Regions from separate parts of the Homo sapiens genome. Here region 2 is linked to region 1. Evidence: chromatin loops called from intact Hi-C (ENCODE). Cell type or tissue: chondrocyte. All regions are shown on one strand. Links, peaks and the distances in the headings refer to the core of each region. The heading gives the core; the rest is flanking DNA.

Evidence for each region. Hi-C counts contacts between places; a loop is a spot of excess contacts. Peaks named below come from ENCODE experiments on the same cell type or tissue, not always from the same donor. Only the 100,000 strongest peaks of a DNase experiment are listed, where the experiment ranks them.
Region 2: it touches region 1 in a loop (8-fold over the local background); 11 of 110 quality-filtered maps call a loop at or near these places.

The regions. Positions count from the first base shown.
Region 1 is chr6:139,357,522-139,370,249 of GRCh38, reverse strand. No RefSeq gene overlaps it. Among named protein-coding and RNA genes, the nearest start is that of CITED2, 11 kb to the left of the region's middle. RefSeq lists an enhancer at 613-1,431. In chondrocyte, for the core only: a CTCF peak has its summit at 5,676 (motif pointing right); a DNase peak (open chromatin) is centred at 8,370.
Region 2 is chr6:138,110,545-138,123,272 of GRCh38, reverse strand. No RefSeq gene overlaps it. Among named protein-coding and RNA genes, the nearest start is that of PERP, 9.5 kb to the right of the region's middle. In chondrocyte, for the core only: CTCF peaks have their summits at 7,016 and 7,215 (motif pointing left); no DNase peak of the experiment used is centred there.

The DNA.
Region 1 (12,728 bases), core at 1,550-9,549:
TTTGCAAAACCTTTTGTGGTCTTGCTTCCTACTAAGTTGCTTATAGCATATGGGGAAATTTGACCTCTGTACCTTGGCTGTTTGTCAAAAAGTTCTAATATGATACAAGAGAGCTTCTGTTCTTTAAGCTTTGCCCAAAAATAGACACTCCATGCTTGATTTTCAAGAAGAGATCAATGATAAGCTGCAGTGCAACCTCATAGCTACATGTCAGAAAAATAAGTCCACATTAATAAAAACGTATACTTCTGTCTTGTGCCTGATAAAATCCTCGTGACAGTATCTTTGCGGGAGCTGATAAAGACGTTAGAGCTATGGATGGGTCTTTGAAGAACAGTTACCTAATCACCACTGTTTATGGGGTGCTGGGCTAGAGCACTAGTAGCAGAAGGCTGACATCTATTGTGAAGTTTATGGTCTCCATGACTTTTACTACTGTAAACGCCTGGGATGGCTATAAATTGATGTCAACATTAAAGGCCAGATCCTTTAGAGAAAAATATTAATCCACTAATCTATTATGGGTGGCCAGCTTTGCAATAAAAACTTTGCAGCCCCGGACCATTAGGTGTTTTCGCCCCCTTGTGGAATTTATTTAGAAGGTCAATGAAAAGCTGTTTCCTCAAGAGCTTTTTCGCTTTTTTGTTTGTTTTGTTGCCATTTCTGAAGACTTTGTTTTCTTCTTTGAGCAAACAGCACATATTCGAGCAACACATTTTTTAAATCAAAGAAGATTCCAAAATAAACATCCTTTATAAAATAAGAATATTTTACTTACCAAAAACCTTAACCTATGATTAAGTGTGCATAATTGAGATTTGCCTCATATTTGAAAATATGCATTACCTAAGGGGTTTTCTTTTAAAAGTGTAAGGAGCAGTGGTTTGGGCTGATGCTTTAGCCTGCAAACTGAGGGGATGGCAAACCCTCAGCGCCTCCACAACAGGACTGTTGATTTGCAGTAAGGGTAAATAACAATGCATTTGACGGTATGAGGTTGGAAAGGTGGAGGGAAATATCCAGGAATGCAGAATGCAATTATCCACATTGGAATGTGACCAAGCCACCAGCCCTAATCTTGTGAAAGGACTGCAGGATCTTTAATGAGGATGAGTGTTGCTGTCTAATTGAGTCAGTAAAATTTACTTTAAAATAAACTGGGCAGATAACATTGTCTCCAAAAAATAAATAAATTTAGAATTCAAGGAATTTAAGACCCATGCCATTGGCAATTTTTTCCTCTGCAGTGGAAATGTTTTGCTAGCATGAAAGCAGCAGTACACCTCTTCAGAAATGCATGCTTCAGAGATGGTATTTATCATTTTGGGACTGCACCACTATCATCAAAATCAGCGCTCCCAGGCAGGTTGAGGCTGAGCCTCCAGAAGAGAACAATAGGTAGCACATCAAATGACTCAGCCAGTGAACCCCTATTATCATGGGCTCTGTTTGTCTTCTCCCCCTAGAATAGAAGGAACAATGGCAATGTCAGAATTTTAATTGCAATGGACTGGCTTAAATTACTTGACCTATTTTTATGCAGCAAGGAGAAAAATGATTCTTTTTTTTTCCTGGTAGCCATACTTTTAATTTAAACTGGAAAAGGAAATATAAGAATATTTTCCATCAAATAACATACTGCTGATAATTTTAGTTTGCCTTGTAGTGAGACCTACCTATATTTTAAAAAAATATTAAAACATCTGAAATAAAGAACTTCTTCCCTTCCCAGGAAGAAATTAAACTCATAAGTAATGCAGTAATGCTAAAGAGTGAGAAAATATTCTAAGAGCGGCTGGCGTGAATTTCTATCATATTTTGATATTTATACACAATGAAAGAAAAGCTATGATAAGTAAGAGTCTGTTGTGTTGAGGAACTGAATCCATGATCCTTGGGAAAGAGAAACTATCAGACCGACCTCTTCCATACTGTCTATGAACAAATAATGACTTTTTAGCGGCTGGATTCTTATCAGTTACTTCCTTCCCCTAGAGGAGCACTAAATGAAGCAGCCCCAGGAGGCAGTTAGTGGTGCTTTTTGAGAATTCAGCTTGGCTAAATCAGGACTTGCAGAGTGAGCAAAAAGCACATGAAAGAAAGATGGACGGTGAATATTATTACTTGCTTTATATGTTATTAGTTTTCATTAGGCTGAACTAATCTGAAAGATTAGTGAGGCAGGGGCACAACCAGGGGTGAGGACTGTGGTTCACGGAATTCTTGGAATTTTCCCATGGTATCACCATTGTGCTCAGCCCTGAAATCCCTCCCTTTCTTCCCTCTACAGTAGAGTGGTTACTTGATTACATTTTGGGTTGCTGAACAAAGCCGACAGGGGAATCTGTCTCCTGAGGAGCCTGTAGCAAGGCAAGGTTAGCGTGGTGCGCATTGCAGGAGATATGCAAATAGGCGAGTGGCTTTTGAAAAGTTAATAGTGCCCAAAGAATTCTGCCTGTCCATTCCTGAAAGCTGAGTGGGGAGCAAAATTAAGGCTTGAGTGCAAGTCAAACTAGCACAAAATCAGGAAAAGTCAGCCAACTCCAGATTGTCAGTACTGTTTTTATGAACACATGCTACAGTGAAGGAAATGGGATTGGAGGCTATTGAGGTCTTTTCTCTTTGGGTTTTCCTATGGATTGGTATAACATTTGGCCTTGTGATTTCCTTAGTCACTAGGCCACAGAATTTTATTGTTGTTAGTGGTGGTGGTTTATTCTCGTAACCCACTGGGTTTGGGGTTTGGTTTGGGTTCCGTTGGGTTTTTTGCTTCATGACAGTTGCTATCTCCTTAAAGCACATATAGTATACTTCAATTGTGCATACACATTCTTAGATCACCTTGTAAATATGGCCCCGTTGCATGTATTTTGGATAACTCTTGAAAGGAGGATAAGCAAGATGATGACCAGTTTCATACATCTCTCTTCACCCTATGTGTTTAGCAAACATAAGGACGATGAGGCCAGTAGGTGAAAAATGATTGAACTGACTGTTATGTTCCTAATATGAACTTAAATATCTAAATGTTTCTAAGATCCCCTTCTGACACCATTTTTTGGATCAATAGTTCTCAGCTGGGTAGAGGTACCTCTCAGGCTGGGGAGAAGGGAGAGAAAACAGTAACTTATAAAAACATATTCCATACTATATTTGGACAGATGTTTTAATACACATTCTTTTAGTAAAACAAAATGTAGAAAGACATTTCAAACTCTTATTATTTTTTTATTTATTTTGTTTGAGACAGAGTCTTGCTCTGTTGCCAGGCTGGAGTGCAGTGGCGCAATCTCAGCTCACTGCAACCTCCACCTACTGGGTTCAAGCGATTCTCCTGCCTCAGCCTCCTGAGTAGCTGGGACTACAGGCACGCACCACCATGCACAACTAGTTTTTTTGTATTTGTTGGCCAGGATGATCGCAATCTCTTGACCGCGTGATCCACTCACCTCGGCCTCCCAAAGTGCTGGGATTACAGCGTGAGCCACTGCGCCTGGCCTCAAAATCTTCTTGACTGATAGGGCATAGATTTTTAAATGGTAAGAAACACTGTTTAGACTGCATGGGATCAAATCGAAGAAATTTACCCTTCAATCAACATCTCTTAACAAATCTCTCTGTTGACCATAAGTTTCCTGTGGCTGCCTTGGTTGAGCACTTACTATGTGACAGATATTGTGGTAGGCACTTTACATACATAATCTCATTTAATGCTCACAATATGCTTGCAAGATTCATGATATTCTTCCAAATTTACATAAGGAAATTGACATTTAGAGAGGAAGTCAACTGCTCAAGGACAACACAGTAGCGGATAGAGGAGCAGAGTAGTTTCCAGACCTAGCTTCCGAGTCAGTGCTCTTTCTAAGACGCAGTGCTGCTGTGATAAACCAAATGACACCTATTCTTAAATGCCACTGATTGTAAAATGATCAATAAGTGATTAAGAGAAAAACCCATTACATTACATGAACACAAGTTCTAAAATATATGAACACAACTATACCATGTATTTATCCGTACAATCACACACCGTTTCCTTTTGGGATTCACAAGATTCGGGTCTACGCTTTTTCAAATTTGGTATAAAAATTCCTCCAAATTAAGTGTGACCCCTGAAAGTGCATGAGTAGCCTCATGGTGAGCTGCTTACCCCTTCTTAATATTTTGACCTCGTTAGCACTTCAAGTCAAATGAAAGAATATCAGTGATTTAAATTGCGGTTTCAGTTTTTTTTTCCTTAACTGAATTCCTTCTTGCTGGAAATAAACAGTTTCTTTCAGAAATTAAGCCAATGCCTTACCCTCCCAATTCTATACTCTATTAAATGAGAATGTTAGTTACTAAATTCTGGCACATAAATATGACCGCTTTACAACTCGCCCAACTGCCTGCCAGCGATTATGTTTTAATATTGATTATAAGATTCAGGCTGATTTCATAATGTTAAGATTTTTTTTAAGTACATGTTAGAATAAAGGAAATACAATATTTAGTTACTTTACACTTAACTAATCTTCCTCAATTTATCCAAAGTTTCTTGATGCAAATGTAAACTCACATTCTCTTACTTTGGTCTTCTATGGAAATGGAGAACTCTTCTATTAATAGTTACTGAAAAGAATAGTAGATCAGGAATAAAAAACATAGGTCTAGTCTTAACTCTGCAACCAAATAGCTGTGTAATTTAATCATTGTTGACTCAAGTTTCTCCATCAGTAAAATGAAGATGTTTAATTAATACATCTTGTATTCAAATTCTCATGAAGAAAACATAAGCCCGTTCCTATCATTTCTCCTCCTCTGAAAACATGGAGTACAATATTATAAGACCACCTCAAAACCTGTTCCATCATTCTTACCATTGTTTTTCCAAGCTCACCGTGAGTCTGTGGGTGTGCCATAGACCTGACCCAGTTGTGTCAACTTTCCAAAGATTGGAATCGTCTCTGTAAATATTCCCTTTCATTGCCATAATGAGCACAAATTTTGGCTACTGAGATTTATCAGCCTGCAAGCAAATGCCAAAAAAGCTTGCCACCCTAGGAAATATTTCCAGAACATGACATTGCAAATTTGCTGATGCAGTTGTTTAAATTATGTGTGTGTGTGTATGGTGTGTAACTTACTGAAAATAATTCGATCAATTCTTTATTTCAGGTTCTGTTTTATATTCTTACAGATTAATTTCACTTTTCCAACCTCATAAATAACAAACCATAACTATTTGAACTCTCTTCCTTTCAAACATCTTTTCCTGGGCCACAATTATTATCGTCATCATTAGCATAACTGTTAGTATTATTTACTTTCTCAGAGAGGCAATCCTATATACAATGCTAAGTCAGAGGAAGCTAGCATGTGTTGAACACTATAATAAGCAGATACGTAAGAGTTTTCAAGTAGTTAAGAGGCATTTGTCTATATCCATTTATCTATTTCTCCCTCCCCAACTTTACAACACCACATTCCACCAGTTTGGGAAATCAATTATTTAGCTAGATGATCAACTAATAGATTAGTTGAAAATTGTTAAACAAAAGTGTATCATAATACATAACTATCCAGGAAATAATTATAGACTGACATGTAAAAGTAATGTAGCTAAAGAACCATGATAATGTTACAAAATATTTGTTCCTTTCATCACTTAACCACTAGATGGAGCTAAAGGTCTGTAAATTCAAATTTGCGCTTTTCTCCTGAGCTGCTGGACTGTCATTTCCTTAAAGAATTTGCCCCCATCCCCACTTACCATTTCCTGTTTGTATTACTGAAACAAAAAATATCCTATGTGACCTATTTTAACCCTCAAAATTAAAAATATGTCAAGGTCACCCAAATACACTCTGCCCAAGCACCATTGCTCGCTACAGTCTAATAAAAATAGGAAATTGACAAAAGATGTCTTTGAGCAACTCCACTTTTTTTTTCTTTTTTTTAAATTATACTTTAAGTTCTAGAGTACATGTGCACAACGTGCAGATTTGCTACATAGGTATACATCTGCCATGTTGGTTTGCTGCACCCATTAACTCATCATTTACATTAGGTATTTCTCCTAATGCTATCCCTCCCCCTACCCCCCACCCCACGACAGGCCCCGGGGTGTGCTGTTCCCCGCCCTGTGTTCAAGTGATCTCATTGTTCAGTTCCCACCTATGAGTGAGAACATGCGGTGTTTGGTTTCCTGTCCTTGTGATAGTTTGCTGAGAATGATGGTTTCCAGCCGCATCCATGTCCCTACAAAGGACATGAACTCATCCTTTTTTATGGCTGCATAGTATTCCATGGTGTATATGTGCCACATTTTCTTAATCCAGTCCATCATTGATGGACATTTGGGTTGGTTCCAAGTCTTTGCTCTTGTGAATAGTGCCACAATAAACATACATGTACAAGTGTCTTTATAGTAGCATGATTTATAATCCTTTGGGTATATACCCAGTAATGGGATCACTGGGTCAAATGGTATTTCTAGTTCTAGATCCTTGATGAATCTCCACACTGTCTTCCACAATGGTTGAACTAGTTTACACTCCCACAAACAGTGTAAAAGTGTTTCTATTTCTCCACATCCTCTCCAGCATCTGTTGTTTCCTAAGTTTTTAATGATCGCCATTCTAACTGGTGTGAGATGGTATCTCATTGTGGTTTTGATTTGCATTTCTCTGATGGCCAGTGATGATGAGCATTTTTCTCATGTGTCTGTTGGCTGTTACATAAATGTCTTCTTTTGAGGAGTGTCTGTTCATATCCTTTGCCCACTTTTTGATGGGGTTGTTTTTTTCTTGTAAATTTGTTTAAGTTCTTTGTAGATTCTGGATATTAGCCCTTTGTCAGATGGGTAGATTGCAAAAATTTTCTGCCATTCTGTAGGGAGCAACTCCACTTTCTTCCCCTTTTTAACCCCTTCCCTTTTTGAAGTGTTCTCCTGCCTTTCATTTGCTCAGGTATCAGTGGCTCAATTTTCTGCCCTGCTGGGACGTTTATATCTTAATAGAGAAATTTGAGAGAGAGAGCATTTAAAACTAAAGGAAGAAATTTTGAATGGTAGGATTTTGTGCATCATTCAGAAAGATATTTGAAGGTCCCTAAGCCTTTCTCTATCTTTTTCTGACCCTGAAATCATTCCTTTTTCCTGTCTCTCCTACCTCTCAAGCCAGTGCTATTCAAAATCTTATACGAGGCCCTTTGCTCCTACCTTAAATATTGGTGTTTGCCAGACTTCTTACCTCACCTCACTAGTCAATTTCATCTATTTCTAAAGGGCTCTGATACCACCTAGAAATTGAGCATTTCAAAACCCAGATGTCCAGCCCAGACCTCCCCAATCTCTGCTTACTACTGAATGAACACACGCACGTGCACACACAGACACACACACACACACACACACACACACACTGACGTCTGATACACATTGAAGTAGAATATGTCCAAGACTTTATTCAATCCTCTCTCATTCACTTCCTGTGTTCTGATTCCTGGTTAATGGAACTGCTATTCATCCAGACACTGAAACCAGAAATCTAGAACTTTCTTCCATTCCTTCCCTCTTCTTCACCACCAGCCAAGCTACTTAGTTACCACATTCAACAAACTTGCCGCCTGCCTAAAATGTGCTTTCCTTCCTAAACCTCCCTTAGGTCTTTGTGAGAATTTGCTTCCTAGATGGCCACACTAATTAAAATGGAAAGCCGTCTCCAGCTTTTCCCCATGGCATGCCCTATCCCTTTAATCCTGATCAACTTTTCCCCAGAGCACTGCCAAGGGTGTTTCAAACTCTGTAAAGGCCCGGCACGGTGGCTCACCCCTGTAATCCCAGCACTTTGGGAGGCCGAGGCGGGCAGATCACGAGGTCAGGAAATCAAGACCATCCTGGATAACACGGTGAAACCTCATCTCTACTAAAAATACAAAAAATTAGCCGGGCGTGGTGGCGGGCGCCTGTAGTCCCAGCTACTCAGGAGGCTGAGGCAGGAGAATGGCGTGAACCCGGGAGGCGGAGCTTGCAGTGAGCCCGGATCGCACCACTGCACTCCAGCCTGGGTGACAGAGCGAGACTCCGTCTCAAACAAACAAACAAACAAAAACTGCCTGTAAATTTTTTGACACTCATCTCATCAAAACAGCATTAGGCCTCTTCCCTGAATCTGAGGTTCACTTATGGACTCTCTTCCTGTGTAACTTTCAAGACTGAATAAGAAAACACCGCATAGCTTCCCCTTGGTTCTCTTGGGACACACGCCTCTGGAGCTCTGGGCTACAATATAAGAAGTCCAGCTACCCTGACACGGCCATGCTGTAAGGAAGCCATGCCACAGGGAAAAGCCATGTGTAGGTGCGTCCACCAGCAGCAGCAGCCAAGGTTCCCAGGTGATAGCCACTATCGACTGCCTCCAGGTGCTTCCAGGGTCCAGCTGTCGAGTGCCAGCATCTGTAGCATCTTCCCTGTGGAACCCCCAGGTATTATACGCTATGGAGCAAAGTCCTTGCACTAGCTCAGGCCAACTGAAATGGTGAATCTGGGCAGCCATGTTTATACCATAATGACCCTGTCTCCCAATGATACAGCAGATTGGACTATGGGCAAGTAGCTGTCAGGAAAGGCTAGCACATTGGCTGGCCGGGAAAACTCCAACAAAGAGACAGAGAAACTATAGTCAAAGAAAGCATGGAGGTGTTTTTAGTGAAATTATCTAATATTGACCCTGTAATGTCCTCTGGAAGCCATGCACTCATACTGAAGAGCAGAGAAACTGGTTTGCAGAAGTCAGCGGGAGAGTGGAACACATTGCCTGAACAAAGCAATAGTAAGAGACCATCTGGTGCTAAATCAAGATAGATGGAGAGGGAAGACACATCTGTCCCGGGCAACTTCCTGGTTTCCTGATTAGCACCCACCATACCCACAGTTCCTGTAAGATGTGTCTATGCCTTTTGTAATTTGTCTAACTTGAGGGATTTTGAGAATATCTATTTTATTACTCTGTGCTTTTGCACATGCTGCTCCCTCTGCCCAAAAGGCACTTCCTCATCTTCATTCCTTTGCTGAAATGTCCTTCAATACCCACCTTAAGTATCTTCTTCTCTGAGAAACTTCCTCATATACCTCCCTACTTTGCAGCACCCCTATACCTTATAAATACCTCTGTTTGTATGGATTACGTACACAGTATTACAATTATTTGATAATAAGTTTCTCTCTTCTACTTTGCAATCATATCTATTAAGAAATTTTTAGCTGCAAATAATAGAAATCCTGATTCTGGCTTAAACCATGAGAAATACATTTATTATCTGTCAAAAGTCAAGAAGGCAAGGGCAGGCTTCAGGGTTGATTAATTCACTGATCAATAATGTCCACAAAGACTCAGGCTTCTCTCATCTCTCTCCTGGGCTGTCGTCAGTGTTGGCCGCACCGTGGACCGGTGACAGGTGGCATGAGCAGAGCTCACGTGACAAGTAGGGAAAAGAAAACTTTCTCCAGAACCATCCTTTTCTTCATGTATCATGTCATGGACCAATTTCTGAACCAACCAACCACTGGGATTGGTTTTACCATGGGGTGGAATTATCACAATTGACTTAATCACCTCGGTGTGAAATGGATATTAAACTGACAACTCCATCACCAGAAGAGTTAACAGCGAAGCAGACCTTTTCTAAAATTTCTGTTTCAAGGCATAGATTTTAAGCTGTAATTGACAGGGACTCTTTTTAAAGTTTTTTTTTTTTCCAAATCTTCTTCATATAATAAAGACATATATAGCTAACAAAATTATATCATAAATCACTCAGAGAGGGTTTACTTGATTAAGGTTGAAATGTCTTCTATAAAGCAACATTTGTTAATATAAATAAATATTCTATTAAAAAGAAGTATATGGTCATTATGTCTTCATTTCTAGCCCTTCAAAATATGTTTGATATTCCCTTGTTAATATGACTAATAAGTAATTTTTCTGCACCAAGAAAATCATGTACATTTTGGCAGGTGATTAATCTCTGTGCAAAATGAACAGAATCTAATATTTATGAACAAATTACTGATAGCTATATAATCTATTTCCATAATAAATGCACTGGTCCGTATGACAAAGCCAAAAAGAATATAAAAACAGCCTGACAAGATTCAAACACGGAAGATAAGAAAACTCTAATATATGGCCGTGAACATCTTCTGTTCTGTCTACTCATTGCTTGTCCTACCCTTCCACAAAATGCCACTTTTTCACTTTAGTTACATACGTCCATGTGAAAATTCCCATAATCCTATGTGCCCTGGGCACAGTGAATGGCTAGGGGTGCCCAGATGGGCCCAGTTGAAACATTCATCACACTTTCATCTTACCCTCTGGCTGCAGCTAATTGGTCTGTGGATAACACTGACCCAACAGAAACCTTCCCACAGGAGTTAGCTTTCTTCCTTTCTTCTTCATTTTAGTAATTTTGGGGGCACAAATAGTTTTTTGTTGCACAGATGAATTATGTAGCAGTGAATTGAGATTTTAGTGCTCCCATCACCCATGTAGTGTACGTTGTACCTAATGTGTAGTTTTTTATCCCTAACCCCCCTTCCACCTTTCCTGTTCTGAGTACCTATAGTCCAATATATCACTCTGTATGCCTTTGCGTACTCACAGCTCAGCTTCCACTTATCAATGAGAACACATGGTTTTTGGTTTTCCACTCCCAAGTTACTTCACTTAGAATAATGGCCTCCAGCTTCATCCAAGTTGCTGCAAAGACATTATTTCATTCCTTTTAATGGCTGAGTAGTATTCCATGGTGTATATATACCACATTTGCTTTATCCACTCATTAGTCAAAGGGCACTTAGGCTAGTTCCACATCTTTGCAATTGTGAATTGGGCTGCTATAAACATGCACGTGCAAAGATTATTTTCATGTAATGACTTTTTTTCCTCTGGGTAGATACTCAGTAGTAGGGTTGCTGGATCAAATGGTAGATCTACTTTTAGTTCTTTAAGGAATCTCCATACTGTTTTCCATAGAGGTTGTACTAATTTACATTCCCATCAGCACTGCATAAAAGTTCCTTTTTCCCCATATCCATAGCAATATCTGTTGCTTTTGACTTTTTAATAATGGCCATTCTTGAAGGAGTAAGGTGGTATTGCACTGTGGTTTTAATTTGCATTCCTCCCCCTCCCCCAGGAGCTTTTAACTTGACAACAGAGAGATCAAGTTTTAAGTCCTCTTTAGTGATGAAACTATGAGCCTGTAAACTGCTGTTAGCCATACTTCCAGCCGTGTGAAAGAAGTGAGTGTGGGAGAATACACACTCTGTTCATCTGTATTCACACTGCTAAGAAGATATACCCAAGACTGGGTAATTTATACAGGAAAGAGATTTAATTGACTCATAGTTCAGCATGGCTGTGGAGGCCTCAGGAAACTTACAATCATGGCAGAAGAGGAAGCAAACACGTCCTTCTTCACATGGTGGCAGAGAGAACCATCAGATCTCGTGAGAACTCACTCAGCTATCACAAGAACAGCATGGAGGTAATTGCCCCCATGATTCAATGACCTCCCACCAGGTCCCTCCCACAACACATGGGGATTATGGGAACTACAATTCTAAATGAGATTTGGGTGGGGACACAGCCAAACCGTATCAACAGAAAATATGAAGAAAGAAGCAGAAACAAAAAGGTAATCTGTTACTATCTGAGTCCCTGAGGTCTAGGTGCAACTTAACCCTTCCTGAAGTTTGGTTACGAGAGACAATAAAATTTTCCCTTCCAGAACTAATTTGAATTGTGATCAAACACATGAAACAAAATTATCTTGACTAATCATACTAATACTAACACAACTTTCATCTCCACTGTATTTTGTTTGTTTGCTTGCTTGCTTTTAAATATTTTCCTGAAGTATATGTTTGGGAGGGACTTCTATTTTATGTATACTTTCAAAGTCACTTAAAAATGATCTTTTCAGGAAACAATATGAGAGATATAACATGTCTGTATTAAAATTCACTTTTTTTCTCCTTGGATAAGGCTTCTAGCATTGTCTTGCACCAATATTACAGTAAGTAATGGACATTGTGAAGTGCTGCTCAAATCCCCCTTCAGGACTGAAGAACTTCTTCCCTCCATTACTGGGAATACTGTCAGCAAATGGCCCTCAACTGACACCTTCTTCTGGAATTTCCTCACCACCTTGCTCAAGGTCACACCCCTTCTGGAGGCAGCCTGCATACAGTGTCTGGAATAAAGGCCTGGCTCTCTCGTCAAGTTGGGACAATTCTGGGAGACCACCCTAGGAGCTTCCCATGGATGAACTGAGGACTTTCTTGAGGCTGCATTGAAGTTCATCTTCTGCCCAATCTGTCCTTCCGCTTCCTTCCACAGGCGTTGCTTCCAAGACCACTCCCAATCCACTCCCAGCATTCTAATCTTCATCTCAGGGGCAGCCCCTCCTAAAGAACTCAACAGGTAGCACAACACTTTAAAAATCGTCAAACTGGGCCGGGCACGGTGGCTCATGCCTGTAATCCCAGCACTTTAGGAGGCCGAGGCAGGTAGATCACAAGGTCAAGAGATCAAGACCATCCTGGCCAACATGGTGAAACCCCGTCTCTACCAAAAATACAAAAACTAGCTGGGCATGGTGGCACGTGCCTGTAGTCCCAAACATTTGGGAGGCTGAGGCAGGAGAATCACTTGAGGTGGAGGTTGCAGTGAGCCCAG
Region 2 (12,728 bases), core at 2,815-10,814, 1.2 Mb after region 1:
TCCATCCACTCATGGTCCAAATGCTCTGCTGGTGTGTGCACCCCAAGTCCTCCATGGTAGCCAAGGGGCGGCTATTTAGGGAATTTGGACAGAGTGTGGCATGTGAACTGGGGTGTGTACACCTGGGGTGCATGACATCCCGGCAGTGCAGAAAGGAGCCAGGGGGAGGGAAACAGTGAAGTTTTTTGTTGTTGTTGTTGTATCTCTGCCAGGTTTTGGTATCAGGGTGATGCTGGCCTCAATGAGTTGGGGAGCTTCTGCACAGCAAAAGAAACTATCAACAGAGTAAACAGACAACCTACAGAATGGGAGAAAATATTTGCAAACTCTGCATCTGACAAAGGTCTAATATCCAGCAAGTTCCATGGTTTCTCAATTCAAACCTGACCTTCCAGGTTGTTAGGAGGTAGCCTTGTCAAGATAAGAGGATGGAACATATTTCATTTCTGAGTTTGTTGTCTTGACTTATAACTTTTAAATACTTAGACATATGGTATTTGGCCTCCATTCCTATTCTCAGCCCAGGCTCCACAAATGTTCAGGGACAGGTCTGTCTAGTGTCATATATTTTTTTCATCAACAAAATTTTTACTGTATATTGATTGTAATATAAACGTGTAAGATAAAGAGGTGAATGTATGCATTTATCTAGAAAAGTCTTAGGAATCATCTCCACCATATTTGCCCTGATTTTCTTGATATCTCAGGGGGAAGCTGTTTTTCAGGTTAAGATTACGTGGAGAATTTATTGCTCTTTATATTCCATTTTTCATTTTTATAGCTCTCTGTTAGCTAGTTCAACTTCTGCATTTTACAGATGAGGAAAATTAATTCCAGAGAGACTTAGTATCTTCCAAAGTTGTATAATTAGTTGCAAAGTCAAGACCAAAACTCTAGTGTTTTCCAGTCTGATTCCCTTTCCATAATGCTGGTTCAGAAATAACTTGAGAAGGACAAAACCTGGGATATTGCTCTGAGACTCTGGGACAGGGCTAAATATGGTGCATAAGCTGCATTTAAGGCAGCTGGTGTCATCAGACTCTCAGAGGGGCAATTAAATCCACTCTATCATTGCTTACCTGACATACTGAGAGAGTGTTCCTTTCTCCACTTCCCTCCTCTTGGCTTATCTCTGCTGTCTAGGCTCCCTTTCTTTCTTCTCCCTCTCATTCCTTGGTTTCCAGTTCTTTCCTATGCAGAGAGATGCCCTGGGATGTCAGTGATTACACAAGCTGAGCACTGAGCAGTTTTCTCAGAAGATGTCAAGTCTGTACCCACTCTAGTTCTGACGCACCATGGGTAGCTGTTGTTCAGGTCCCAGACCTTCCCAAATATTCTGGCTGGGACTGTTTGATGACCAGTGTGCCTGAAACCCAACTGGACTATATCCCAGATTGCATACGTGATCCAACGCTTGGCTCCTGGTTTTGCAAGACACAATATAGTCTTAAGCCCTGAATTTCTTCAGCGTCATTCTCTCTGACATTCTCTCCCATTGGAATTGTCCTTTTCACTCAAAGTTACTTATGTTATGCTCTGATTAATAAATTAATCTCAAACCATGCCATCAAGGCAACTAACATAGAGCATGTGCTATTTCGTAAGTTTTTAGACATCCTGAAAAATTAGAATAAAAAGCCCATTTCATCCTTTTTAAAGCATGATCTCAAGAGACAGTGGTGTTTAATTTAAAGAGCACAGACTTTGCTGGATAGACCCAGTGCAGAGTCCTGGCAACCAACCCTTTGGATGAGAAATACCAAGCCTTGGTCCAAGGCTACCAAGACCTTGGACATGTTGTTTAACTTCTCTGATCCTCAGTTTTCTTTTCTGCAATAGGGGAGGTATAGTATCTGTCTCTCATGGTTTTTGGAAAGACTGCAGACAATGTACAAGAATTGCTTGCCACAATTCCTGACCCAATGTGAACACTAAATAAATAGTAGCTGTCAATAAATATCCAATTCCTTATATTTTGTAGTTCCCCAGGGAAAGTATGCAACAGACACTAAGTGTATTTGCTTAAAACCTTTATTTCTTTGAAGCCGAAGAGGAGTCATAATCTGCCAGAACAAGTTGCTGGATCTTGACAGCCTAAGGAAATTCTCTTCTTGCAGCTACTGCAAGCTCTCTCCATGTCTCCTCTCAGTGCACTAATCCCATTCATGAAGATTCCGCTTTCATGACCTACCTACCTTCCAAAAGCCCCGCCTCCTAGTACCATTGCATTAGGGGTTCAGTGTCAACATATGAATTTTGGGGAGATACAAACAGTTCATAGCACCGGACTACCCCATAATTCTTTTTCCAGCTCTCCTCTGAATGTTCACTCAGTATGTCTCCACTGGGCACTTAATAGATACTTTTTAATGCTATTTGTTTTCAAATATATTCCATTATGAACTGTCCTCCAAATTAAACTGAAAACTCAAAAGAAATAGACGTGGGAGGGTCTATATTCCTTTCTAGTTGCCACAAATCCAACTGAAAAAGTGCTTGATTAACTCATCTAATTTTAAAAGAAACACTCATTTAAATCTTTCAAAGTGTAAAAAGCTGATTCTCTTGTAATAGAATAACCATATTTAATTTGTGTGTTTTGCCATTTGAGATTTCAACTTTTAAAAAACATCTCTTAGGCCCGCTGGTGCTAACTATACACCAAGATCATATGTAGTAAATGCAAATTTCTATAAATGTAATAAATGAGATTCATATATTTATTAGATTTCTCAGATCAGAAATTTATTGCCATTTTCCAAAACAAAAGCATTTGGTTTCACATATTGAATGTGTATATGCATAGTGCATATGCATGTATACAGAACACTAGGATGAGAAAAAGAAAGACTTAGAGCTTTTGCTTCATTTACAGAAATCTTCATCTGAGTCCAATTAATGAAAATGGTGACAGCACTACAATAACAGACAAGAAATGTTGTAATCTAAGTTCATCTTCAGAGAAATGAAGCAGGATATTTGTCAAAAGACTTGAAGGTATCCCTGTATCCTACTTAATATTCTATGTGAGTTCTAAGAGTCAGCATAGCTCTTTCAACATTCTCTAATTGAACATTAATAAATTAATAAGCCTCCTGGCTGCTGCTCCACTTTGTCTCTCTACATGACAATGTCAGCTGACTCCAAACTGATGGAGGGATGGGTCTCACTGGCAGATGCAGATTTCCTGAATGAGTTTAGGAATTACTTTTTTTTTTAAACAGAGGTGTTAGATATTATAGGATATTTATATATTTTAGAATATTTTCCTCTTTCTCATTTTGAAAACTATGCATCTGACAAAGGTCTAATATCTAGCATCTGTAAGGAACTTAAACAAATTTACAAGGAAAAACAAACAACCCCATTAAAAAGTGGGCAAAGGGACATGACATGCATGTGGCCAACAAGTATATGAAAGGTAGCTCAACATCACTGATCATTAGAGCAGTGCAAATTAAACCACAGTGAAATATCATCTCACACCAGACAGAATGGCTATTATGAAAAAGTCAAAAAATAACATGCTGGCTAGGTTGTGGAGAAAAAGGAATGCTTTACTCCGTTGGGAAGAATGTAAATTAGTTCAACCATTGTGGAAGACTCTGGCGATTCCTAAAGACCTAAAGAAAGAAATACCATTTGACTCAGCAATCCCATTGCTGGGTGTATTAGTTCTGTTTTCATGCTGCTGATAAAGACATAGCCAAGATTGGGCAATTTACAAAAGAAAGAGATTTAATAGACTTACCATTCCACATGGCTGGTGAGGCCTCACAATCATGGTGGAAGGCAAGGAGGAGCAAGTCACATCTTACATGGATGGTGGCAGGCAAAGAGAGAGCTTGTGCAGAGAAACTCCCATTTTAAAAACCATCAGATCTCGTGAGACTTATTCACTAGCACAAGAACAGCACAGAAAAGACCCACCCCCATGATTCAATTACCTCCCACCAGGTCCCTCCCCCAACATGTGGGAACTCAAGAAGAGATTTGGGTGGGGACACAGCCAAACCATATCACTGGTATATACCCAAAGGAATATAAGTCATTCTGTCATAAAGACACATGCACACATATGTTCATCGCAACACTATGCACACTAGCAAAGACATGGAATGAAGCTAAATGCCCATCAATGGTAGACTGGATAAAGAAAGTGTGGAACGTATAGACCATGGAATACTCTGCAGCCATAAAAAGGAACAAGATCATGTTCTTTACAAGAACACAGATGGAGCTGGAGGCCATTTGCCTTAGCAAACTAATGCAGGAACAGAAAACCAAATATTGTATGTTCTCACTTATAAGTGGGAGCTACGTGATGAGAACACATGGACACACAGAGGGAAGCAATACACACTGGAGTCTATCAGAGAGTGGAGCCATGGGAGAAGAAAGAGGATCAGGAAAAACAACCAACGGGTACTAGGCTTAATACCTGGGTGATGAAATAATCTGTGCAACAAACCCCCATGACATACGTTTACCTATGTAACAAACCTGCACATGTACCTGGAACTTGAAAATAAAAGTTAAAAAAAAAGAAAACCAGAAAAAAAAGAGAACATTTTTCTCATTCTCATCTCTATCCACATAGCAAACCTCTTTATTATGTGGCAGTTCTATCTCTTTTTTATTTTCTTTTTAATTTTTTTTGAGGCAGAGTCTTGCTCTGTCACCCAGGCTGGAGTGCTCTTGCTCTGTCACCCAGGCTGGAGTGTAGTGGTACGATTTCAGCTCACTACAACCCCCACCTCCCAGGTTCAAGCGATTCTCCTGCCTCAGCCTCCCAAGTAGCTGGGACTACAGGTGCACGCCACCACACCTGGCTAATTTTTTGTTTTTTTTGTATTTTTAGTAGATACAGCGTTTCACCATGTTGGGGCTGGTTTCGAACTCTTGACCTCAGGATCTGCCCAACTCAGCCTCCCAAAGTGCTAAGATCAGTTCTATTTCTTGAAATGAAGGAATATTGATCCTGGCCGTTGAAGTGGACATTGTAGGAATGCAGAGGAGTGGAAACCTCTGCTTCGAGGTGTTTCAGATCTGTTTGGGGATAAGACAAAGACCTGTGTACAGGCAGGAGACAAGGCCAAGTGGTCTCTGAGAGGTTATTATGGGCTGGGCTAAGGTGGCCTTATTTCCAGGAAGGGACTCACTGAGAGATGCAAACATGTTTCTAAAGCTCCAAATGAAACAAAATGTCAATATAAGAAACAGACTGAAATGTGTGACTTTTAAATACAAAAAGCCCCACAAACATTGATGGCTCCTTCAACTTGTTCAAGAAACAAGTCCAGGTAATTTTAAACACAGCTCAGCTCAGTGTGGGCCTGTGTTTTCTCATTCCCTTCCCCCTGTCTGGTGAGAATATTTGTAAAAAGTATATTTTAAGGGCATGAATAATTTAGGCCTGAGCTGAATATTTATTGGAAATTTTCCAGGCTGAAATAACCCTGGGATGTACAACCGGCATTTTTGTGATAGACCCAGAAGCATAATAATAATTTTTATACTGTAACGAGAGAGACTGCATATGTGTGAGAAAGAATGAGTAGTCTGGAATTGGTTTGGAGAGATAAGTAGAGTCTTAAAATACATGCAGACAACTGGGTATGCTCTACAAATTTCAAATGTGTTCCAATAAATTTAAGAATATGCACATTGAAATGGAAAGTTTTAGAAGTTAATTGCGCAGCTTTGTAAAGATCTGGGCGTGCGGCCCAGTTCTGCCACTTACTAGCTGTGCTATCCAGGAAAACTCATTTAGCTTCCCCATGCCTCAGTTTCCTCATCTGTAACGTAGAAGCAATACTTGTACAAACCTCATAGAGAAGTTGTAAGGATAAGAGAAATTAATGTGTGATTAAAACAGAGACCGGCACGTCACACTATATAAGGGCTGATTGCCATTATTATTATTACTATAACTAATTGTGTGGTGGTTAGGTGCTGAGGCCTTAGAGCCAGAGGGTTGGTCTGGGCTCTAACACTGACCTGTTGAGTAGCCTTAAACAAGTAATTTAAATGATCTGTGGCTCTGTATCCTTATCTGCAAAGTAGGTGTAATCATTGTACCTACCTCACCAGATGAATCTGAAATTAAAGAAATTAATACGTATCTTAGAATAGTGCCACGTGCCTTGAAGCGTTCAATTAACGTTAGCCTTTGTTATTTCTAACTATATTTCTGGGCTGCAGATGACATTGTTTGAGCTCAGCATTTCACTCTCCACTTACCTAGTGACTTTCAAGCTTGGGACTGGTGTTGATAATTTAACTATTTTCAGTAGACAGTATATGTCTATACTGACAACTCATTAACTCCATCTACTTGTTTGTTCCAAATGCTATGCTTAAGTCACAGCTTTTAGCTCAATTAAGAGAATATGACATCAACGTGATAGGTTGCACATATTGTGGCAAGCAGGTCGGAGTTTGAATCCCCTTATTTACCAAGCTAATTTACTTAGTCTCAGTGTTTTCATCTGTAAAATGGGCCTGACAGCATCTAACTCACAGTTAGTTATGAGAATTCAAAAATACATTATTTGTAAAGTAGCTTAGGGTATTCTTAGAACGTGGTTTTAAACAAATGCTTCTTGCTAAACAAATGCTCTTTGCTCCCATTCACTGAAAGGCTGTCAACAATTCCTTTTGGAATGCTGCCACACTGGTTCCAGGGAGGAGGTTAAAACTGGAATTTAGTTAGAATTAAGTCACAGAGAGCAAATGCGTCTGAAACCACCCTTAACTTCTGACTCCTAATAATTATGTTGACTTGGCCAGTTGTGGAGCCTTACACCTGTAATCCCAGGGAGGCTGAGGCTGAACTCCCTTGAGCTCAGGAGTTCAAAAACAGCTCTGGCAACATGGAAAAACCCAGTCTCTACAAAAAAAATATAAAAATTAGCAGGACGTGGTGGTGCACACCTGTAGTCCCAGCTACTCAGGAGGCTGAGAAGGGAGGATCACTTGAGCCCTAGGAGGTCGAGGCTGCAGTCACTGCAGTCAGCCGTGATTGCACCACTGCACTCCAGCCTGGGTAAGAAAGTGAGACCCTGTCTCAAAAAAAAAAAAAAAAAAAATTATGCTGATTGCTCCAGGCCCAAAAGTGACGTGCCTTTTTCTCTGCTCTTGTAGCCCGCAGACATGGCCACGCGTTAGGACAGCTGAATGCACAGCGAATGCTATGCTGAAATATGATGTGCTACTGCCATCTAGTGTTCCAAAGAAATACTTCCTTTTCAATTTTGATTCTCAGAAGTTTTTCATTTATCTCTACTTCCACAGCATTTTCGAGCGATTCATTTCCTTGTGGTTCATTTTTTAACCATCTCAACAGATAGATGACTACGCAGAAGTTCAGAGAAGCCAAGTTTCACGAGTGGTTGTTGACAAAACCAATCATTTATTCACACATTTATCAAGCAATTATGTAACACCTGCATTATGACAGGTGCTGGGGGCATAAAGACGAATAAAATCAGGTCCCTTTCCTCAAGGAGCTCACGGCCCAATAGGGACATAAAAGAGATGACTCGGAACAGTGTGATTAGTCCACATGCTTCCAGGGTTTGGGAGCACTGAGGAAGAGCACGTAGTTACATTAGTTTGGAGGAGGTGACAGAGGGCATAGGCCAGGATTCAGGGACGATTTCTTGGGGGATGTGGTCTGAAGCTGATCTTAAAAGACCAGCAGGAAGTAAATAGGGAGGGGACTGGGAGGAAAGGTATTCCATAAATAGCATCAAGAGAAAAGCAAGAATAGCATCGTGTATCTGAGAAGCGAAAACAGTGGGAAGTGTAAGGCAAGCAGAAGTGACAGGTGCAGCTGGAGAGGCAAACAGACACCAGATCATGGGGAAGGGGTGGGTTTCATATGTCACTTTCAGGAAGCTCAGACTTAATCAAAGACGTGATGGAGAACCAGTGAGCGACGCATGGAGTGTCAGGGGCAGATTCACGTTTAGCTGTCCTTTTAGTGATCTTGTAGGAGGTGGGCTTCGGAGAGGGTGGGGGCTCAGTTAGGGGGCAGCTGCAGCAGTAAAACAATGAGCTAGGGGAGGAGCATTGGGATGGAGCAGAGAGCCTGGATGGCAGAAATATTTAGGAGGTAGAGTAGGCGGCTCATTTCTAAATTACTAAATATAGAGTGAGAGATAAAGAGTCAAGGATGGTCTTGGAGTTTTAATGTTGGTGATCAAGATGATGGAGGTGCTGCAGAGGCTACAGAAAGAAGATGCTGGTTTAGAAGAAGAAAGGGCAGTTTGAACTCTGCACTGGTTGAGGTTAAAGTGTTTGAGTGAGGACCCGGGTGGTGCCATCTGGCTGGAAGTTGGATATAAAACTTTGAAGCATAAAGGAAAGGTGTGAGCTAAAGGTATATATTTGCAAGCCATGAGTACACAGGCAGGGGTTGAAATCACAAAAGTTGATGATGTAACACAAAGAACATGTTTAGAAGGACAAGCAGAATGGTGAAAATGTTTAGAAGGAATTCTAGAGAATACAATACTGGCAGGTGGCGAGGGCAGAGAGAGACTAGCGTGTTAAGGAGAAAGGGAAGGGATGGAGAACCAGCAAGAAAGGAAAAAAAAAATCCCTGGCAGCGGCTAGTTGGCTTGGGAAACTGTAGCTAGGCTATAAGAATCCTATGCTGAACATAAATAGTTTCACACAATAGCAGCATTAGACAGGGTCACTCTGTAATTGTGATGGAGCAAGACAAAAAGTAGACCACTCCCTAATCAGATCTCAACATGGGAAAAACAAAACACCATGGACCCACAAAACAAGATACCCCTCTTCCAGGCATGAGAGATCTCAGAATAAAACATCCACCTCTTGAGCCCTCACCAAGATCACCTAACATCAGCCTCAATCTCACCCCTCCTGTGTGAGGAGACATCCTAACCAAGACATCCCCAGAGTTCCCCATGGTGTGCAACCTCCCTTGCTGCAGCAAGTTAATGAGTTTAATTTTATTTGACTATTGGTGTGTTCTGGGTGGTCTTTGATCAATGGGATTTAATATTTTTATAGGTTCCAAGAGAGCCGAATTTTGTGGAGGAAGACATCAGATTGTCTAGTACAACAAAGAGAAAAGTGATATCCATTGAGTTTTGCAAATCTGAACTAACCAGTGACCTTTGTGATAGCAGGTTCAGTAGAATATGGGGAATATAGGTCTCACTCTCGGACAGATCCTCTATCACCCAACAGGGTGGGTGTAGAAGCTGCCAGCCTGTAGGAGGAGACAGCATCCATTTCCCATGTATCCTATTGAGAGACAGCCTTCAGTGCTCAGTGTCTGGGGCCCTGGCACCCTTAGTGGTGTGTTCCTACTAGCTTAGACAGCTCATTATGCATATTTCTTCCTAACTCTGTTCAGTGGCATCAAGTTGGTATTAGGTTGGCACAAACTTAGTTGCGGGTTTTGTCATTAAAAAAAAAAAAAAAAAAGGGAAAAACCGCAATAACTTTTGCACCATCCTAATAGCTTGAAATCAGCCATAGGGGCAATATTTACACCATGAAAATTGGTAAATGTTATAAATCAATACTTTTTTCTTTTCTTCAGGAAGTTGATTGTTAAACTTTTTTTTTTTTTTTAAATAGAGTCTCACTCTGTCACCCAGGCTGGAGTGCAGTATCATAATCTTGGCTCACTGCAACCTCCGCCTCCTGGGTTCCAGCAATTCTTCTGCCTCAGCCTCCCAAGTAGCTGGGATTGCAAGCACCCGCCACCATGCCTGGTTAATTTTTGTATTTTTAGTAGAGACGGGTTTTCATCATATTGGCCAGGCCAGTCTCGAACTCCTGACCTCAGGTGATCCACCCGTCTCAGCCTCCCAAAGTGCTGGGATTACAGGTGTGAGCCACCACGCCCGGCCTGATGGTTAAAACTTTCTCCATCTCTCCACTGAAGTGAAGAGAGATTACTGAAGGCTGAGGAAGGAATAGGAGGTGACAGAGTGGAGATAATTAAAAGTTTGTATGAGCAGAGGAGAAGAGAGATCAAGCAGGGAGACACAGGGTCAGTGGGAACTAGAACTCAGGTTGCCTGATGTTCTGATCACGGCTTGTTCTGCATCGTGCACTGCTAGGAGGGAAACCGTGTCTTCTTAATGACAGACACCAAATGAAGTCAGTTACTCTGTGTGTGTATATGCAGGGGTGCATGTGTACACACATTTGTGCACATACACACCCGTGTGGAGGGGAGGTTGAAAGAGAGACAGTGGAGTGGCTACAAGTAGGGCCTAGTCCCTCTTATAGAACCACCTCTCACAGCAGTAGATGGAGAAATGAATCTCTTGGGACAATACTATGACCATTTATTTTGAAATCAGCTGTTTGAATCATTGACCCTTTAAATGATCAGCCTTTAAGTGTTTTCCTGCAGAGTGTCTTTAGCTGTTTTAGGAACACAACTAAACCAAAATGCCTGTAAGTTTTGTGTTCAAGCAGTCTTGTTAGGAAAGAATGCTACTGCTTTGTTTACTAGGACAGTTTGTACAGAATTAATGTTTACATTTACAGTTCTTTTTTCTTTTCTTTTTTTTTTTTTGAGACAGGGTCTCACTCTGTTGCACAGACTGGAGTATAGTGGTGAAATTCTCGGCTCACTGCTGCCTTAACCTCCGGGGGTCAAGCGGCCCTCCCACCTCAGCCTCCCAAGTAGTGTATAACACCCTGCCTGGCTAGTTTTTGTATTTTTTTATAGAGATGGGGTTTTGCCATGTTGCCCAGGCTGTTTTCAAACTTCTGGGCTCAAGCAATCTGCCTGCCTATGCCTCCCAAAGTACTGGGACTACAGGCACGAGCCATCACGTTCAGCCGACAGTTCCATTATTTATGGAAAGACTTAATATTTGAAAAATGATTTTAACCTGAAACTGGTATTAGCATGTTGAATTTCCTCAAGGCAGAATTTTAAGTCTTTTATCCAGGGGTCTTTATCTTGCTTTAGAGGAACCCCAGAATAAAGTAGAGCTGCCTTTAACACACACACAATTGTCCTGAAGCAAGGAACTGCAGCAGTTTGTAGGATCTAACTTACTCTAAAAGAAGGAAACTGTGTAACTTCAAAAGTCATATTAATTTGTATAAAATAACTGGCTCTGCCATAAAAAATGCAATGCTTTTATTTGGTATTCCAATAATATTTTTGCATTGAAAGTTATCACTGAATTGATATATGATGGAAAAAAAACATGATAATATATTGCGTTACAGAACACTGAATTGATTTGCCAGCAGTTTGCAATCTGGCTAAAGGTATTACCCTCCTTAGATTTGCATTTCTAAAAGTCTCCATAATTTAGAATGCTAAATTACAGGCTGGTTATGTTCACTGGTAAAGTCATTATCTGAAAAGAAAAATAGAACACCTTAAAAATACTTACAGCCATTCCCAAACCCATGCCTTCACCCAAGGTGGCCACTTAATCTGGAAAGTCGTCCTCCTCCTTTCTGTCTTGTGCAAAACTGAAGTCCCACCTCCTCAGAGAAGCCTTCTACTGCCTTCTGTGGCTCACCCTGGCTTCACAGGTGTTTACTTTATGTCCCCAAACAGGAGTGTTGTCCAACAGTGAGAGTTGTCTATGTGCAATGAAGTGTCAAATAATGAGCTATGAATCCTGGTCCTTTTTACAATACAATGGCATCAGTGACTTGTATGAGTATATATGGAAGACATGTCCACAAAACAAGCAGCAGCAATAAGGAGCAAATGTCCTAAAGGAACAAAGATTGATGGAGATGCTGGCAGGCCAGCATCATGGTCATTCTAGGGATGACATATGACAGCGATAAAAACAATTGTATCATAAGAAAAGCACTAATCTACAATATGAACTGCACAAGTAATCACATCTGTGAGGTTTTAGTTAAGCACAAGTTTACTATGACGGATATCTGTGTAGACCAACAAAAAAACATGCATACCTGGACTCTATTACTAGAGGTGTCATATCTGCTCTGAGGGAGACAAAAGCTCTCTCTCTTCACCACTGCTGAAATCACACCCTGAGTGCTAGGTTTAATTCTGGGCACCACATATTATGAGAGAAATTAAAATCTAGGAGTTGTTCAGAGAAGAGCCAAGACATTGACAAAGAAACTGAAAAAGTTAAAATAACATGAGATGTTCAGCCAGCCAAAGAGAAGAAATGCCAGAGATGAGTGATGGAGGAATGAAAGAAAGGTGATCTCCGCTTAATGTTAGAAGACTTATTATCTGTCAATGATTTCAAGGGGAAAAAATCATAGGATATTATGCTGAGATAGAATAAGGATGACAGTTTTAAAAATAAGACCCTCTAAAAGGAAGAGTGCTCAGAGACCCTCTGAGTTATTTTGAGACTAGACAGATTCTCATGTTCATTTGACAAGTGTTTCTTGGAATTTTATCATGTTCCAGGCACTGGGTACTGTGCACACAGTGGTGAGAGGTAACATGTGACACTTTTGTCAACATCTAATTTACATTGCAGTGGGAGTGGATACAAATTATTCAGAATAAATATATAATTAAAATTGTGAGAAAAGTTTTGAAGGAAAGACATACAGGGCTTTGAGGATGTGTAACGGGAACTTAATCTAGTTGGGGGCTTTCTGTGGAAGTGAAGTTTTGCTGAGGTCAAGGGGTCAGTAGGTGTTCATCAGGTCAGAGGAGCAGGACTGGGTGGGTGAGGTCGAAGAATCCTGGGTTGACGTTT